Linked DNA regions of Mus musculus: region 1 is linked to region 2. Evidence: chromatin loops called from intact Hi-C (ENCODE). Cell type or tissue: heart. All regions are shown on one strand. Links, peaks and the distances in the headings refer to the core of each region. The heading gives the core; the rest is flanking DNA. Region 1 overlaps Mvp (major vault protein). Region 2 holds the start of Asphd1 (aspartate beta-hydroxylase domain containing 1).

Region 1 (8,786 bases), core at 514-8,513, 49 kb after region 2:
TAAGCCAGCTGCAGCTGCAGCCTGGCATGATCTGCAGTTTCGATGGTGATGACGTCAGTGAAGAAATCAGGTCCCAGCAGCAGGCAGAGTGCACGACGGGCATGAGGACGCTTGGGTCGCCCAGCAGAAAGGGACAACACTGTGAACTGCTCCTCGGGATCCAGTGACACTAGCTCAGGCCCAAAGACCACACTGTGGAGAGAGCTGGAAGTCAGCCGCCCTGAGAGCTTCCCTGGGGACCCCGGGACCCCGCAGAGGCCTCTGCTGGCTCACCGGGCTCTCTTGGCTCTGTAGTCGTACACCTGCACCGCTGCGTTGTGGGGGACACGGTAGCTGACCACTCGGGTCTTGTTCCTTGCAGCTGAGGGCTGAAGGACCTTGGCTGTGCCCTTCTGACCCCTGTCAGCCAGAGGGTCATGCCCCAAGTTCAGCAGCTCCTCCACTCCAGAAGGCAGTTCCTTTTCCCACAGGACTTCATCCTGAGTCAGCATGTAGGTGCTTCCAATCACAGCCCGCACCTAGGGGAGGCATTTTCAGAGAGGGCAGGAGGGAGAACCATCATCCTTTCAGCCCTGAGCCCACCCTGCCCAGGGCTAGCACAGTGTCCTGGTTAAAGCAGGTGTCTGCAGGAAGACTGCATTCCAGCTTGGTTGCCGTCTGCTCGCTTTTTCTCAAGCTATTGCTCATGCCTCACTTGCTCATCTGTACAATGGGCCATCTGGGGTTTCAGAATGAGGAAGGGCTCACACGTCTAATTCAAAGAACCACACTTGGTATGTAGTAAGTGCCTGGTATTATTTCTAGGGTTTTCCTTTGCTGAAGCAATGTGGTGTGCATCAGAACTTCAGCTGTGATCCTAGGAAGCGCCTTATATACACGAGTGCTGCCTCTGGCTCTGAATTGTTTCTACATTAGAGTCTCAGGGGGAAAGTTGGCAGTGTCACCCCAAGTAAAACCAAGGTCAAGGTTTAGGTGAAGCAGCAAAAGTCCACCAAGACCTTTATGCTCGGACCACATCTGCATCAGGGCAGAACTCCTGTCCTAAAGCCTAGCCCATCCTCTCAGCTGGAGTCTCTGAAATGTAAAATTAGGTATTTAGGACAAAGATGACAAATGGAGTATGGCATGGCCACCTGGCTGCTGCTGTATGAGTCTTCTCCCAACCTGCCTCTCTCCATCAACTCTACCTGCTTGCCCAGAGGAAGCCACCACCGGTACCTCCCATCCCACAGCTGGTACCTTTCCCGTCTTGACATCCTGAACATAGATGCCCTCATTTTGGTCCAGAGGGATAGCCTGACGCTCTTCCACCACCTCCACTTTGGCAGATGGCACATACTCCAGGGGCCCTCGGATGAGCCAGCGGTCTCCAGCCTGGTGGGCGACCTTCTCCTCCCCCTCCCCCTCCTCCAGGGGCTGCAGCGCCTTCAGCAGGAGCCCCTGCTGCTCTGACAGCACGTACACATCCTGGATGCCTCGTTCCAGCCTTTCTCCTGGCTGGAGGAAAAAGGACTTCTCTCCCTAGTGGGAAAAAAGGGGATGTTAGGTCATGGTGTCTCTCTGGCCATACTGCCTCAATATAGCCTCCTGGCTTGCCACTATTGCATGACCTTGAGCCAGGTCTTCTGGTGGCACTTTCCCATTCCCATACTGTGTAGAGGGATTTTAATCCAGCAATATAGCTACTCGGGCTGAAATACAGACATGCCCTTAAAACACACCTTTAATCCTAAACAACGACAGTAGAGTTAGTTTGTACAAGGAAGCACCCATGTTTGAAAGTGACATCTAACTAAATGGCAGACACTCAGAGAAGGATTTGACAGAACAGGATATGCCCAACCCTTACAAGAACAGAGAAAAAAATGAGAGGCTACTTAAGAGAGAGCAGCGCAGAAAGCAAAAAAGGAGGTTTAATGGGAGCCTTTTACAGAGATAGGTTGTAGAGAGAATACACTAGACACGGGTGAAGACAGATTGAGCGAGAGAATGAGAAGGAGCCAGAAGATGAGAACAGATTGCCAGAGTTAGTTTGACGCCAAGCAGATCAATTCAGTCGGAGGTGGAGAAAGAGGCCAGTTTGAATCGGTCAGCACAGAGAAGAGCTTGAGCCAGAAGAGCTGAGCTCAGAAAGAACAATAAAGAGTGAGCATATGTCGCAGTGAGTCTCAGAGGCTGGAAACATTCTAGGCCTAGATTAGACTGTACAGAGGCTAGCAGTTTCCAGGACTAGGTCTAGGTTAGCAGACTGAGGGAGGCCGGGCAGTGGTGGCGCACGCCTTTAATCCCAGCACTTGGGAGGCAGAGGCAGGTGGATTTCTGAGTTTGAGGCCAGCCTGGTCTACAGAGTGAGTGTTAGGATGGCCAGGGAAACACCTATAACAATAGGTGTTTCATTTCTCCCACTGTTTGTTTTCTTGATATTGGCAGAATTTGAGGATTTGGGGTTGAGGATTTGAGGGTAGGCAAACTCTTAGAGTCAAATCTGACCTGCTCCCAATGATGATATGGAACCAGAATGGGTTTGAACTTCTGGACTCCTGTATCAGCCTCCCAGGTAAGTGAGAATATAGATACCTGTGTTGTAGGTTTCCCTCCCCATTGAGAAGGGCTCCTGCTGGGTAGCCCAAGTTGGCCTCAAATTCACAGCCACACATTTTAAACACCAACCCATCAAATGATTGACACTTTAGGTTGTTCTGTTTGTTTTTGAGACAGGGTCTCATTAAGTCATCCTTGCTGGCCTGAAACTCGCTCTGTAGACCAGTCTGGCCTAGAATTCAGAGATCTGCCTGCCTCTGCCTCCGGAGATTAAGCTGGGATTCGGGCCCTGCGCCACCACATCTCGCAAGGGTTGTTTTTACTTTTAAGCCTCCTCACCCCTTCCTTTCTTTTCCTTTCTTAAGAGATGATGTCATGTATCCAGGGTGACCCCAAAGCTCACTATGGCCCTTGCGCTCCTGATCCTCCTGCCTTAACCTCCCCAGTGTACCTGCCTTTTGCACACCTCGTTTCTAGTTTCGCTTCCTTGTTGTTTCCATGATGCTGTGGCAATAGCCTAGTTGGATAACTTCAGCAGAAATCTCATCCACACAAGCCCTAAACTATCTAGTCCCTGCCTTTGTAGGGGTAGCTTGCTGAGCCCTAACGGTTCTCACAGGAGGCAGGATAGGGGAGAAAGAGCATGGGGGCTGGGGGCTGTGAGATTTATTTTATGCAGCATGACAAAGGTTCCAGAAATTGGGAGAAAAAGTTCCAGAAACTTCAGGAGAAGCCTAAGGCCCAGGGTAAGCAAATAGGACAGCGTGTCAGGAATATAAACCTGTGTGCAAAAATACTAAAGGTATTTCTAAAACATATGTGTTGTTTGGAAGACGTGGAGCAAGACAGATGAGAAGGCCGCTTGCTGCTCAAGGGTCTCCCTTGTCACAGCTCTGAGGTGGAGATGGCCTTACCTTGACAACACGCTTTTGTCCCAGCTGGTTCTTGCCATCTGGTCCCATTGGGTCAAGGATAACACAGTAGTGTCGAGGTCCCAGGGTGGTGATGGGCACCACCCCCAGCACCTCCTCATAGACATCCGGGACATGGGCTTCCGTGTCCTGCACCGTCACTAGCCATTCCTCCCCAGTGCGGTGGGCCACTCCCCGAAGGTCCTTGAAGTTTTGCCGAGCCCGGAGGTGCAGGGCCGTCTGCAGGTGGAGACACAGGGTACTTGTGGAGGCCTCTTGCCACCTTCCTGCTGCCAGTGCTTTGGATCTGGGAACACCATAGGCCCCTAACTTGATCCCAGGTCTCGGGGACAATGTCTACCTACCCTGGAGGATACTCCAGGACTCTCCTCGGGAGATCTGACCTGATTTCTCTAGTGTGCATAGGGACGATGCCTGCTCCTTCCTTGCACCTTGTCTGCCCTCTGAGCACTGCCAGCTTCTCTCCCCACACCCAAGCACAAACCTTTTCTGTAAGGATCACAGCGTCCACCAGATCCAGCACCTCTTCAAAGACAGCGGGGAGATAAGCACCGACGGATCGGACCAGCCACTCCTCACCTGGGTCAGGAGCAGGAAGGACAGCCAGTCACCCACCATCACTGCGTGGCAGCCCAGAGACCAGGACCAGCTGGGCTTTGAAGGCAAAGAAAAGCCACTGTCCCTAGAGTTGAGCACCTAACAAGGTCCTTGAAGCCACTGCTTTCTCTGAGGCCAGAGGAAAACTAACCTCTTTCCCAGAAGAATTAAAAACAAAAACAAAAACAGGGGGCTGGAGAGATGACTCAGCGGTTAAGAGTACTGACTGCTCTTCCGAAGTTCCTGAGTTCAATTCCCAGGAACCACATGGTGGCTTACAACCACCCATAACAAGATCTGGCGCCCTCTTCTGGAGTGTCTGAAGGCAGCTACAGTGTACTTACATATAATAAATCTTTAAAAACAAGAACAAGAACAAGAACAAAAACAAAACAAACCTATAAAACTTTTAGAGGCTGGGCATGGTGGCACATACCCATAATCGCAGCATTCAGGAGATTGATGTTGTAGGATAGGGAGTTTTTGGCCAACCTGGGCTATGCAGGGAAAGAAACCTATCTCAAAAGTCAAAAACCACAAAGGGCCTTCTAGAATGTCACATCAGTGCTACAGGTGCACCCTGCGATGTTGTCTCTAAGCACCAAAGACTAATTTTTCATGCTCCTGCAATGGGTAAAAGGGCCTCTCATAGACCTGAGAAAGTCATTGCCCAGTAGCAAATCACAGTCTTGCCCTGCATGGCCACATACCCTACAAAAGTGCGTCAGTCTTGCTGTGGATAAATGGGAACAGTAAGAGTCTCACTCTTGGGCTGGTGAGATGGCTCAGTGGGTAAGAGCACCCGACTGCTCTTCCGAAGGTCAGGAGTTCAAATCCCAGCAACCACATGGTGGCTCACAACCATCCTTAACGAGATCTGACTCCCTCTTCTGGAGTGTCTGAGGACAGCTACAGTGTACTTATAATAAATAAATAAATAAATAAATAAATAAATAAATAAATAAATAAATCTTAAAAAAAAAAGAGTCTCACACTTGTCAGGGGACTAAATAAAATACCATCTATCATCTTGAATGTATGTGAATATCTCACCTTTGATCTAGAACCAGGTAACATGTGTCCAGTGCCCACAGTTTATGTTACAGAGTGGGGACAGTAAGACGCTATCATGGTGTGAATGCAGGCTCAAGGCTAGCATGGAAGTGCGTGTGCAAGATGCAGCTGGTAGACCTCAGGAGAGACTGGGAGAAATCAGGCGTGGGAATGCATTTATACTCCCAGGACTCGGAAGGCTGAGGCAGAAGGATTACCATGAGTTTGAAGCCATCATGCACTACACATTGAATACCAGGTCAGTCAGAGCTACATGAGACACTGTCTCAAAAGGAACAGACCTGGGAAGATGGCTCAGTGGTTAAGAACATTGGCTGTTCTTCCAGAGGACCGGGGTTCAGTTCCCAGCACCCGCATGGTGGCTCACAACTGTCTATAACTCCAGTTCCAGGGATCTGTCACCCTCTTGTGGCCTCCATGGGCACCAGACACAAAGTGGTGCATACAGACATACAGACATACAAAACACTTATACACATAAAAATAAGGTAATTATATAAATATATATTTTAAATCTTTAAAACAACAACATAAACAAACAATGGAAGACAGACATATGCTGGGCAGTACTGGTAAACACCTTTAATCCCAGCCCTTGGGAGGTAGAGGCAGGCAATCTCTGAGTTCCAGGCCAGCCTGGTCTACACAGAAAAACTCTGTCTCAAAAACAAAACAAAACAAAAACAAAACACATACACACACACCTCACTTCTCTGGCTTCACGTGGTTCCTCTTGCTTTCCCTGCAGGCCCTCCCTCCTTCCTGCCTGCCCATCCACCACAGTGCTGCAGTCATTCCCACCTGTCACCCGTTCCTTGCCATCCCGGTCAAAGCATTCCTTGCGGGCCCTGAGCCGCAGAGCTTGGTTCTGTTTGATGACTGTGGCCTGAATGATCTCCACGACTTCCACCTCCTTCTGTGGGATGTAGGTGCCTGGGGAAGGAGAGGAGGAGACAGCTGATGCTCACAGCCAAAGATGTCAGGGTTATGGGAGAAAGGCAGGAAGCCCCGGCCCAGACAAGCACCAAGAGATGGGGACAGAACTCACCAGGTCCCTCAAACAGCCACTCGTCTCCTGCCATGACCTTGTCTCCATTCTTATCTTCAAAGTCCAGCAATGCCTTCAGATGCAGGGCAGTGTTGGGCAGAACCACCTGCAGCGGGGTGATGTCCTGCAGGGAAAGAAGGGTCATGAGTGTTCAAGCTGTGATTCCGAGCTCAAACCTGATACTTGGAGACCAGAGCCACAGCACCAGTCTCTGAGAGGTCCACACTGCTGTGGATCAGAACAGGGCCTTGTGAATGCTGAGCAAGTGTTCTCCCACCGAGCCACACACCCAGCCATCTTTGTGTATCTCCATTAAAATCCTAGTGTGATATACAAGGTAGGAGTGGGCCCAGGGCCACCAGGTCTGAAGAACTAAGGAGGATGTCACTGCTCCTGAGCCAAGGGCACTCTCTTCTGACTGTCGAGGACAAGTGTAAGGAGGGGACCTAGTGGGAAACTGGGAGAGACATTTAGGCAGCCGAACACCACCTGCAGGACCTGGTTCACACTGATGTGCTAGAACAGGGGTTCTTAGCCTGTGGGTCATGACCCCTCCGGGGTTACATATCAGAGATGTATATTAGGATTCAAAAGAGTAGTTATGAAGTAGCGATTTGGGGATCACCACAACATGAGGGACTGTATAGGGCGGCAGCATTAGGAAGACTGAGAATCACTGAACTAGGAAGGATTTGAAATTCAAACATAAAGCGGGGTGTAGTGGCACACGCCTATAATCACAGCACCTGATAAACGCCAACAGGCGAAGCAGGGATGGAATTGCACAGCAAGTTCTAAGTCAGCTTGGGCTACATGCAACCGTGCCCCCAAAAAGCAAAAAAGAGAAAGGAGGACGGAATAAAGGGGTGTAAAATGCAGGTTTTAATCTTGTAGCTTTGCTTTCAGTATTGCCTTGTGCTCGTAGGAAGGGGAGGCCTTACAAAAGCAGATGAACCTAAAAGTTTATAAAAATGACTAGATTTGGTCTCTGAAAATATTCTAAACGAGGCAGGAAAGATGAGCAGATACGTGTGAGCTGAACTAGCCTACAAAGCTGTTAAAGAATAGTGTCAGGACATTCACCCGAGTGATGCCCGTATTCCCCGTGTAGGTCTGCGCTGTAGAGGTGGGCAGCCACTTTATCTCCTGGCCTCACTCTGGGATGGAGAAAACAGATCTCCCGATCGGCTTCTGTCTAACCTAGACTTGCCTCAAGATCACCATCTTCCTGCCTCTGCTCTCTAAGGCACATGTCCACACACCTCGCTGTCATTTCCTGTCTGCTGCATCACAGAGCCACGGCACCTCCCTGGCCTGCTCCCTGCCTAAGTGACTAGGATGACAGTGACAACTGGCTGCCCCCACTGTTTCTTCCGTTCATTCGTCTAGCTTAGGCACTCCTTCGCCTGGTGGTATCTTGAACCAATACTGAAACTTAGAAAGAACAGAGCTGGGCTGGAGAGATGGCTCAGCAGAAGTCCTGAGTTCAATTTCCAGCAACCACATGGTGGCTCACAGCCATCTGTAATGAGATCTGATACCCTCTTCTGGTGTGTCTGAAGAGAGCAACAGTGCACTCACATAAAATAAATAAATAAGGGGGCTGGTGAGATGGCTCAGCGGTTAAGAGCACTGATTGCTCTTCCAGAGGTCCTGAGTTCAAATCCCAGCAACCACATGGTGGCTCACAACCACCCATAATGAGATCTGAAGACAGCTACAGTGTACTTACATATAATAAATAAATAAATAAATAAATAAATAGATGGATGGATGGATGGATGGATGGATAGATAGATAGATAGATAGATAGATAGGCAGATAGCTCCCTCTCCTTCTCTCTCTCTCTGCAGCAGGGTGGGGTGGTGGTGGTGGTGGTGGGAGGGTTTCTAGACAGGATTTCATTATGTAGCCCTGGCTGTCCTGGAGCTCACTCTGTAGACCAGGCTGGCCTTGAACTCAGAAATCCGCCTGCCTGTGCCTCCCGAGTGCTGGGACTAAAGGCGTGCGTCACCACTGCCCGGCTTCACGGATTCTTTCTAGGATTGCTTTGTCCTCGTTATTTATTGTTTCATTAAAATTTTCACTTTATGTATTCATGTGTGTATGTGTAGCTACACATGAATTACCATGCATGTTTGGAAGTCTGAGGAAAATGCTCGGGAGCTGGGTTCTCTCTTCCCAGCACAGGCACGGGTCTGGGGCACTGATCTCAGGTTGTCAGGCTTATGCAGCAAGTTCTTCTGGACCATCTCACTGACCCCTGGTTACTTCTATTGTCTTTCTCCCCAGCCGTGGACACACCCAGAGTTATGCTATTAGGCTCTCAAGAGCAAGAAGCACCCATTAGGATTTACAGATATAGAGCACTTGCCTAGCATACACAATGAACTAGGTTCTATCCTTAGCACTGGGGAAAAAAAAAAAGGAAAATTTAAGAGTGAGCTGGCAAGACTGCTCAATGGTGATGGCCCTTGCTGCCAAGCCTGGTGACCTGAGTTCAACCCCAGGACCCACATGGTGGAAGGACAGCACTGACCCCTGCAAGCTGTCCTCTGACCTCCGCATGCAGGTCTGTAGCAGGTGTGCATGCC
Region 2 (8,786 bases), core at 301-8,300:
AATGTAGTAGCCATCAGTGGACATTTCACAGTATCCAGGGCTGGAGAGATGGCTGAGCGGTTAAGAGCACTGGTTGCTCTTTAAGAGGATGTGGGTTTGATTCCCAGCACACACCTGGAAGTTCACAATTGCAGTCCCAGGGGATCTAACACTCTCTTCTGGCCCCCAGGGGCACTGCATTCGAGTGATACACAGACAAGCATGGAGACAAAACACCCACACATATAAAAATTAATTAGTTAAAATTTAAAACTGTCTCAATACCCAATCTGTGTTAGGCACTGCCCCACTGCAAACCCCAGAGGCAGCCTGTTGACCGTGCAGAGCTTCCTTAGTGGTGTCTGATGAGCAGTCAATCCCTGTCGCCTGTCGCCTAATGAACCCAAGCCGGGCATCGTTTCTCCCTGGACACATTTGCTCATGGAATCTCAATGCAACTGCCCCAGACAAAGTTGTCAACCCCCTTTTTAGCTGCACAAAGTGCTGTTGTCTTGGGTAGAACACTGGCTGCAGAGCAATACTATACCTTTTCCTTTCCAATGTCCCCTAGCCAGTATTAGTCTGATACTTGTCACCTAGTGGAAGGACAAAGAAACACTGGTCAAAGAAATGGAAAGTACCTCATCTTCCCGCAGGGTTTTTCCCCCTGCAATTAGGAAGATCTGAAGAGGTAGCTTAAGAGGAAGGTGTGGTGGTGTACACCTATAATCACTTCTAACGGGAAGCAGTCGAACTCAATCTTACTGGCTGGCCTCTTACAGGAGGATTGCAAATTCAAGGCCATCTTGGGCAATCTAGTGAGACTGTCTTAAAATAATGAATTCAGTAATAAACAATTAAGAGTATGGGTGTAGCTCAACAGTAGAACTGGTCCAGCATGCATGAGACTCTGGGTTCATTGTATCCTTTTCAACACTGCCCAGCAGACTGCCCCTTTTCCTGTGTCTTCCTCTGTTTGTCTTTGTTCTGTCCTGGCACTTGAGATGCGTTCCTGTCCTGCTGCCACCCCTCAGTGTGCTTTCCCTAGCTGTCCACCTCCCTCTCTTGAGTTGGTCAAACACCACATTCCCAGCAAGGCCTTGTCTGAATTCCCTACTGAAAGATGAAACTCTCTTGGGAAAGGCTATTCACATCCCCTTTCCAGCTTTCTTCATAAGATGTCATCATCTGACTTAATATATATCTTAGGAAGAATGAGTCTGTGTTCTCCCCCTAGACTTCCAACATGCTGAGGGCAAGCATTTGTTTATAATACTACGTTCCTGATGCTTGGAACAACCCAGGGATAGTGGCAGTACTCAGGACTTACTAAATGAAAAAGCATTCCAAGAGCCTGGGCAGTGAAGGAAAGAAAACAAGTCTAACTGCCTTTGGGGCCTGGAGGAGCCCACAGAGGAGCCGCTGGGGAAGCGCTGTGGGACTGGGCCAGAGGTAGGAGCTATGGGTTGCTGGCCTTTTGCAGGTGGAATTCCCTGAGGCTCGGATCTTTGAGGAGACACTGAACATCTTAATTTATGAGAATTCCCGTGGCCCAGATCTCGCTCTCCTGGAGGCCACAGGGGGTGCAGCTGGAGGTGGTGGGGCAGGCCGAGGGGACGATGAAGAGAACCGAGAGCACCGTGTCCGGAGGATTCACGTCCGCCGCCATATCACCCACGATGAGCGTCCCCACGGCCAACAGATTGTCTTCAAGGACTGACCTTGGCCTTCCCCCGCTGTCCTCTTGCTTCTGGGACCTAGTCCCTCTGTCTCTTTGCCCCGGCTCTGCTGGCCAAGTCGTGGGTCTTCCCTCTGTCCCCTCGTTGCATGCTGTTTTCAGTGAGCCCTTTCCTTCCAGTCATCACCACTCACTGCTAACCACATGGTACATTCCAGCATTTCCCTCTGGCGGCGCTCTTCAGAAAGCCAGTGACCGCCCCTCCTCTACATCCTTGTTCTGCCATCTTTCTCTTACCATCTGATTCCCTTTCTGTTTTGTTAATACATTGAACACACGTGTAGAAAGGACAGTGCTATCAGCCACACTCCAAGCTGCTTTCCGCCATTGCAACAGAGTACTTTGCCCCTCCTGCCCCACCATCCGCCACCTCCCTAACTTTGTACTAGGCTGGCCTGGACCTGTGCCAGCTCTGCTATCGTGATCTGTTTCATATTATTTATTATTTTAATTTTCTATTAAATTATTGGAATAAAGTTGAGCTGAAGGTCTGCTGCTGACTCTCGGGTGAGGGATGCTGAGACGCTTATGTTAAGAAGATGCTACGGAAAAAAACAAAAACAAAAAACAAAAAAGATGTGCTGGGCAGTGATGGCACATGCCTTTAATCCCAGCACTTGGGAGGCAGAGGCAGGAGGATTTCTGAGTTCGAGGCCAGCCTAGTCTACAGAATGAGCTTCAGGACAGCCAGGGCTATACAGAGAAACCCTGTCTCGGAAAAAAAAAAAAAAAAAAAAAAAAGAGAGAGATGCTTATGCCTGGCTGTTTTGTGGTAGAAACATGAGCCCCTTGTCCCAAGCCCTGGCCTGGGATTGGTAACTGGGAAGGAAAGAATCAGGACTTAGGAGAGGATTGAGAATTTGTATTCAATGCTGGCTGAGGAGGTGGAGAAGAGGTCCTGACCACCACTCAGGCTGTCCGTGAGTGCAGCATCACTCAGCTCAGGTGCCAGAAGCGTCTCTCAAGGGTCTGGAGCGAAGACAAAGTCGAGAGCTTGGCGTTCTGCCCCAGCCACATTAGGATGCCAGAGGTCCACAATGAAGACCACTCGAGGCCCATCTTCAGGGGATCCTAGGGCACACAGGGATGGAGACAGCAGCTGATACCAGAACTCATGTGCTAGGATTCATAGTATAGACTGAGGAAAGCAAAGTCAGCACCAGGCCCTCACCAGTGGTGCATATTTGTTCATTAAGCCACGGTTTCATCCTGTAGCCCGGCCCTTAAACTCACCATCCTCCTGGCTCAGCCTCCTGAGTTTCACCATACCTGGCATTTACAGTGGTAGCTCTGTGTGCCCAAAACGGGTACATTTTATACCAGCTGACAGGCATGATATGATTAAATAAATGCCTAAGGTTTCACAGCAAGAGGATAGGGGTGCAGATAGTCTAGCTTATGGGCCTAGCCCATATGCACAGTCACCCGGTAAAGAAGGCAGATGCCCCACAGGTGATTGGAGGAGCTGTGGCTCGCCCAAGGCTGTGCAGTCCCAAAACAGTGCTGCTGAGAGCAGATTGGCTGGAATCCCTCCAGGTCTTTGGTCCCCTGACCCACCAGAATGTGAGTCCTATTACCATTATGAGCCACTGTGTGCAGGAAGGAGTCGTCCACCAGGAGGCAGTGCCCTTCAGCCCAGCACTGGGGCTCACCACCAACAACCAACTCACAACCAGGAGGGATCTTCAGGCCTGTGAAGAGAGAATGGGAATGGAATCCACCATTCCTGCCTGTGTTCAGGGGGCCTGCCCACTCAATGGGCCTCACAGGCCAGATTCTGTGGAAGTCCTGCTTTGGGAAGCATATCTGTCATTTGGAAGAAATCTCCCCTAAACCATCTCCTCCTGGACTTTCTGTCAATTCAGTTCCAGAATCTACTGTGTACTGGGCACCTCTCCCATGAGGCAAAACTAATGGATCCAGTCTGACCCCAGGACCTTAGTCGAGTGTGCTGAGAAAACAGCCGACTCTGACGTAAGTAAGACATTCCGGAAAGTCGTCCTTAAGACTGGGTAGTGTTCCCAACCTTATGAAGGTTAAAAGTCCAACATGTGCATGGTATCTCCAGGGAGCAGCCAAAAAGCCCTCACCCAGGGACCAGGGGTTGGGATGAGCCCTGAGGCAGAGGGGTGGTCCCTGAGAAGCCCCAAGTCCTGTAAACTGGCAGGGAAACTGTTCTGTAGGAACTCCACGTCATGCCTCTGGGTGTCACATGGCACAGAGGGGTGAAGGCAGGTCTGGTAGGAAAAGTAGTATGCCCCAAATCATAAGATCCACCCAGCTGGCAGTACACAGAGATTTATGCTAAGCTGAAGTCATAATATTTACTTTCCCAATTTTCTTTCAATCTTTAGAACATTAGAAAATCTCAGGGGGCTAGGGAGATGGCTCAGCGGCTAAGAGCACTGCTTGCTTTTCCAGAGGTCCTGAGTTCAATTCCCAGCAACCACACGGTGGCTCACAATTATCTGTAGTGAGATCCGACGCCCTCTTCTGGTGTGTCTGAAAACAGAAAATGCCAGGTTGGTGCTATTGAACACCCCACTAACATTGCTACTTATCAGCGAAGAAGCCTAAATAAAGTAGGCTACCTACTGCTCACACCTTTGATCCCAGAACTCAGGAGGTAGTGGGAGGCAGATCTTAGTGAGTTTGAGGCCAACTGGCCTGTATTTAGATTCCAGGCCAGTACTACATAGTGAGATGTAGATTATCTCACTATACTCCCTAGACTAAATAAAAGAGAAATAAGACCCAGGCTTGCCTCAGACTTGTGATCCTCGCCTCAGTCTCCCAGGTGCTGAGATTACAGGCATGCAAGACCATGCCCTGCTCCAAGCAGTCTCTTTTTACAATTTAAAATTCATTTTCTGGGTATTTCCTCTTCAGGGCAAGTAACACTGACCACTTACATTTCAGTGAGAATTTCTTTTAAGTTAAAAGGGGGGAGGGTGGCTGGTGGTTGGAGACAAAGAGTCAGCGTGGGACACTGTGTAAGCCACCACTGACTGGATAGATGCATAAAAACAGAACTCAGATCTGGTTGGGGAAGATTCTGAGAAAAGAACCAAAGTGCAGAAAGAGGTAGTAAAGTAGGAAAGATGGAAGGTTTGTAGACAGGCTATACTCACCCAGATGGCATCTAACCCGAGCATTGGTGGGTCCACAGCGGCCCTCAAGCCGGGCCCCAGGCAGTAGAACGGAAAAGCCAGCATTGCCGAAGGTATTGGCACTCATGAAGCTCCGTAGCCCCCTCAGTGCCCGATAGGCTCCTGGGCACCGCCGGCAGTTGCTGGGTTGGCATCGGCCTGCTTGGTACAGCAGGAGCTGGTAGCACCCAGGGGCCAGGGGTGGGGACCAGCCCCGAGGCAGAGGAGTAGTTCCTGAGAAGTCCCAGCTCACAGCCCCGAAGTCCCGCAAAATGGCGGGAAAGCTGCTCTGTAGGAGCTCCACGTCATGCCTCTGGGCATCACGTGGTACAAAGGGGGACGAAGGCAGGTCTGGTAGAAAAAGTAAGCCAGGGCGCTGAATGCCCATGACCCCTGCCCCTCCTGTGAGGCCAGAGCCTCCCTGAGCTGCCCGCCTCACCCTACCCATCCCAGCCCAGGAGTAACGCCTGGCATAGGCCCGAAGCCGCCTGCTCACTAGACCTTCTGCCCTGGGTCCTTCTCCAGAATCCCCAAGGCCCCTTGGGCCAGTCTGAGAACATACATCAGGCATACCACTAACACCCCCAGCTCGGCTCCCGGTCCCCAGGGCCTGCATGTCTTGGGAACCCAGTCGGTAGCAATACCAAAGGAACAGAGAAGTGAGGGCTCCGAGGAGCATAGTAAGGGCTGAGGAGCCTAGAGGCAGTGGCCATGGAAACATGATAGGCAAAGAGGCCCTGGCTAAGTGGCAAGCTGCATCTTGCAGACCCCAGCTCCCTGGTACCCCCAGTTCTCCACCTGACCCCTCGATGACTGCTTCCTGATTCCCTCCCTTCCACATCCCCACTCCTGTTCACTCCTCCTACAGGCCCCCCAACAAACCTTCCCCTCACTTCCCTCTTTCTTTCTCCCCTTCCTTTTCTATTTGTCTCCACTCGGAGATCACTCTTGTTCTCTCTTCCTTCTGTGGTTCCTCTCTCCTTTCCCCTTCCCGCAGTCTCCTCTTCCTTTCCTCTCTCCACCCTCAGTCTCCCAGTCTCAGCTGGTTTCTCCTCCCTCCACTCCAGCCCCCCTTTCCTTATCGACCCCTTCTTTTTCTTCTAGCTTCCCCTGACAACAGCGGTTCCTACTCCACCTGGCCCGCAGCCCCACTCTATAGCGGCTCTTTCTCTTTCCTCTCTCCTTGACCTGTCTTCTCCCTCGAAAGGGTCGGGTCTGTCCTCTCCGATTCCCGACCTCCTACACACCCCTTCTTGGGCGCCCACTCACCCTGACGTCACTCCTTCCCGCAACCCTCTCTGTTTAGCTACCCAGGACCCCTCCCAGAGGCAGCCGCAGCCCAGCCCTGCAAGGGGGGTGGGGGGAGACTTCTCTCTGGATTTGCCGCTCCAGACCCCCTCCCCCAGCCCTGACCGAGCGCCACGTGGGGTACAGGGACACAGTGCCAACCTCTAGCCGCCCCGCAATGCGAAAAGAAGGGCAGGGCAGACTCGGGGGCGGGGCGAGAGCCCTGACCCGCTCGTGAGGCCGGTGCTCTGGAACTGCGAGTCCGGCCGTGGGCCTGCGGGTCCCTGGAGAGGTCGGCCTGTGACTCCCCTTTCCCCTGGCTTGGCTACGCCAGAGCCAGCACAGAGCAAGACGCGGGTTCGCGAAAGCGGCTTCAGCCAATCAGTGGCTTCAAGGCCGCCCGTGCAGGCGGGGCCGGGAGCTGTCCTCGCGCCCAGGTGCTGAAAGGGCACTCGCTTGCTCAGTGGCAGAGCCAGTAGATCACGGGTGGTAGCCGCTAGGCTGCAGGTCTCTGTCAGGTCGCCTGCTAGAGAAGGGAGTCTCAACACATACCCATCAGGCTCCTTACAAACCTGGATACTCCCCATTTTCCTGCGGGAGGGGCGAGCCCATCCCACCTGAGCTTCCATAAAGGGCATAGTGAAGGCCCGCGGGGAGGTCCGGGTGTGGACAGAGGACATACTGGACAGGCCAGGAAGACGTGAACCAAGCTGTGCCTACTCTTGACACCTTAGGAAGACCAGGTGCAGATACCAGATGTTCTGGAATGGCGCCGGGAGGGAACCTAATTACTACTGGGACCAGAGTTTCCTTCCTCTCCCCTAGGGGCCTCGGGAAGTGCAGTCCTGGCTCGGCATCCCTCCTTCCTCCATCTGCACTTCCTCCTCCTCCCTCGTCAGAGAATAAATCCCAGGCCCCTCCTTTCACCCGTCCCCAGGATCTGACGTGGGCTTGACACCTTTCTCAGCTTCTCCCTCCCGCAGCTCCAGTGGCCGAGCTTCAGCTTCCCTGGTTCCGCAACCCTTTCCCTCTTCCTCTCCGAGATAAGCCCCGGTTGAACCTCATAAGGGCCCTCTGGATCCTCAAGCCCACCCTGGACCCTCGGAAGCTGCCTTTCCCCTCCCACTTTCCCCGGCTATCTATCTATCCATCCCGATGGGCCCAAGCTCCCGAACAAGGGGATAACCTTCGGCCCTCTCGGCCCCACCCCCCGCAGCGGGAGCCGCGCCCCCCTTTGCCATAGATCGCAGAGCAAAGGATAAAGATTGAGCAAAAGGGGGCGGACTCCAAGCAACCTCTAGGCCAATTCTGCTTCTCCATCCCAAAGGAAGAAAATTTGCCTTCCTTTGCCGACCCTTAGCAGGAAAGCAAAATTAAAGGAAAAGATAAAAGGACGCAGAGGGAAAGTGACAGCGAGATTATTCAGAAGAGCCACAGAGGAGAGAAATTAGTGTGAGTCGCCATGGGGACTCCCAAGGCCCAGCACCCGCCGCCTTCCCAGCTGCTGCTCCTAATTCTGCTGAGCTGTGCCTGGATTGAGGGTAAGGACATGTGGGGGTGGGCCCTGGGAAGGTTCTCGCGGGTCTTCTACCTTCTTTCTCTGAAGATATTGAGTCTTCCGAGCTTGTGGGGGAGGGGAGGGGCACAGTTGACTGGGAAGGGGCAAGCCAAGGCTCTTTGACTGTTACACGGAGCCCTTGAACTCCTAATTTTAAGGAGATAGAGAAATGAATAAGAAGAGCATTTAGTTGTATCTTAGGGGTTAAAATTCGGGAAGAAGAGCTGAGGGAAGTTGGGTGGATTTCTGCGGAGGCGGTAGAAGCAGGCAGGGTACCTGGGTGGGAGATGGAGGTACTGGGAGAGATGCCAGGCGCTGTACACACAAATGTTCTTGGACATATGGACAAAGGCAGATGAACACAATCAGGGATATTCAATCCCTGACTCTACTCTGATCCCCAACCAGAGTCTAGAGAAGGCACAGAGGCTGCAAAGACTGCAGAGAGAGAGAGAGAGAGAGAGAGAGAGAGAGAGAGAGAGAGAGAGAGAGAGAGAGTCTGCAGAGGCAAAAACCCTGAGAGAAAGCTGGCACTGCGGAAGCAGTCTGGGAGATGCTGTCAGACTCTCCTCAGAGTTTAGGGATCAGGGGAGTATTTCACTGGGGAGGAATAGAAAGCAGTCCCAAAGCACACCCTGCTAGAGCTGTCCAGGGTTAGTACTAATTAAGGTTCTCACTGAAGGCCCAGAGACCAGGAGCTGGAACTCAGTGAGGGAGAGGGCAGATTGGAGCCACTCCTCTGATCTTGGCTCTCAACCCAGCCTGGGACTCCCTGAGTGTCCGATAAGATGTGCTCTGGGGAGCATCTCTCCAGATAAGGACAGGATGTAGAGGAATGGAGAGGTTCACAGGACTTCACCTCCTAGGTCTGCCCCTGAAGGAGGATGAGATGATGCCAGAGCCTGGAAGTGAGACTCCCACAGTGGCCTCTGAGGACCTGGCTGAGCTGCTCCATGGGGCTTTGCTGCGGAAGGGCCCAGAGATCGGCTTCTTGCCGGGTGAGGCCCACAGTGTGGCATAGGAGTAGAGAGAGAGGCTATGTCGCTGAGAGCTGGAGTGCCTGGCTAGAGGGAAG

What was found. Hi-C counts contacts between places; a loop is a spot of excess contacts. Peaks named below come from ENCODE experiments on the same cell type or tissue, not always from the same donor. Only the 100,000 strongest peaks of a DNase experiment are listed, where the experiment ranks them.
Region 1: it touches region 2 in a loop (2.2-fold over the local background); 3 of 42 quality-filtered maps call a loop at or near these places.

What each region holds. Positions count from the first base shown.
Region 1 is chr7:126,992,281-127,001,066 of GRCm38, forward strand. It overlaps Mvp (major vault protein), which reads right to left. Exons shown (of 15, transcript NM_080638.3): 4 at 6,193-6,316; 5 at 5,946-6,077; 6 at 3,958-4,052; 7 at 3,456-3,692; 8 at 1,240-1,521; 9 at 274-518; 10 at 1-192. Among named protein-coding and RNA genes, the nearest start is that of Mvp, 18 kb to the right of the region's middle. In heart, for the core only: a CTCF peak has its summit at 4,379 (motif pointing left); no DNase peak of the experiment used is centred there.
Region 2 is chr7:126,943,423-126,952,208 of GRCm38, forward strand. It overlaps Kctd13 (potassium channel tetramerisation domain containing 13), which reads left to right. Exons shown (of 6, transcript NM_172747.2): 6 at 1,463-2,187. The coding sequence ends at 1,699. Asphd1 (aspartate beta-hydroxylase domain containing 1) reads right to left here and starts at 5,737. Exons shown (of 3, transcript NM_001347657.2): 1 at 4,849-5,737; 2 at 3,295-3,408; 3 at 2,565-2,788. The coding sequence starts at 5,707. The coding sequence ends at 2,679. Sez6l2 (seizure related 6 homolog like 2) reads left to right here and starts at 7,113. Exons shown (of 18, transcript NM_144926.5): 1 at 7,113-7,694; 2 at 8,578-8,709. The coding sequence starts at 7,616. In heart, for the core only: a CTCF peak has its summit at 3,321 (motif pointing right); DNase peaks (open chromatin) are centred at 3,339, 6,569 and 7,089; H3K4me3 peaks cover 1,595 bases; H3K27ac peaks cover 360 bases; H3K27me3 peaks cover 2,851 bases.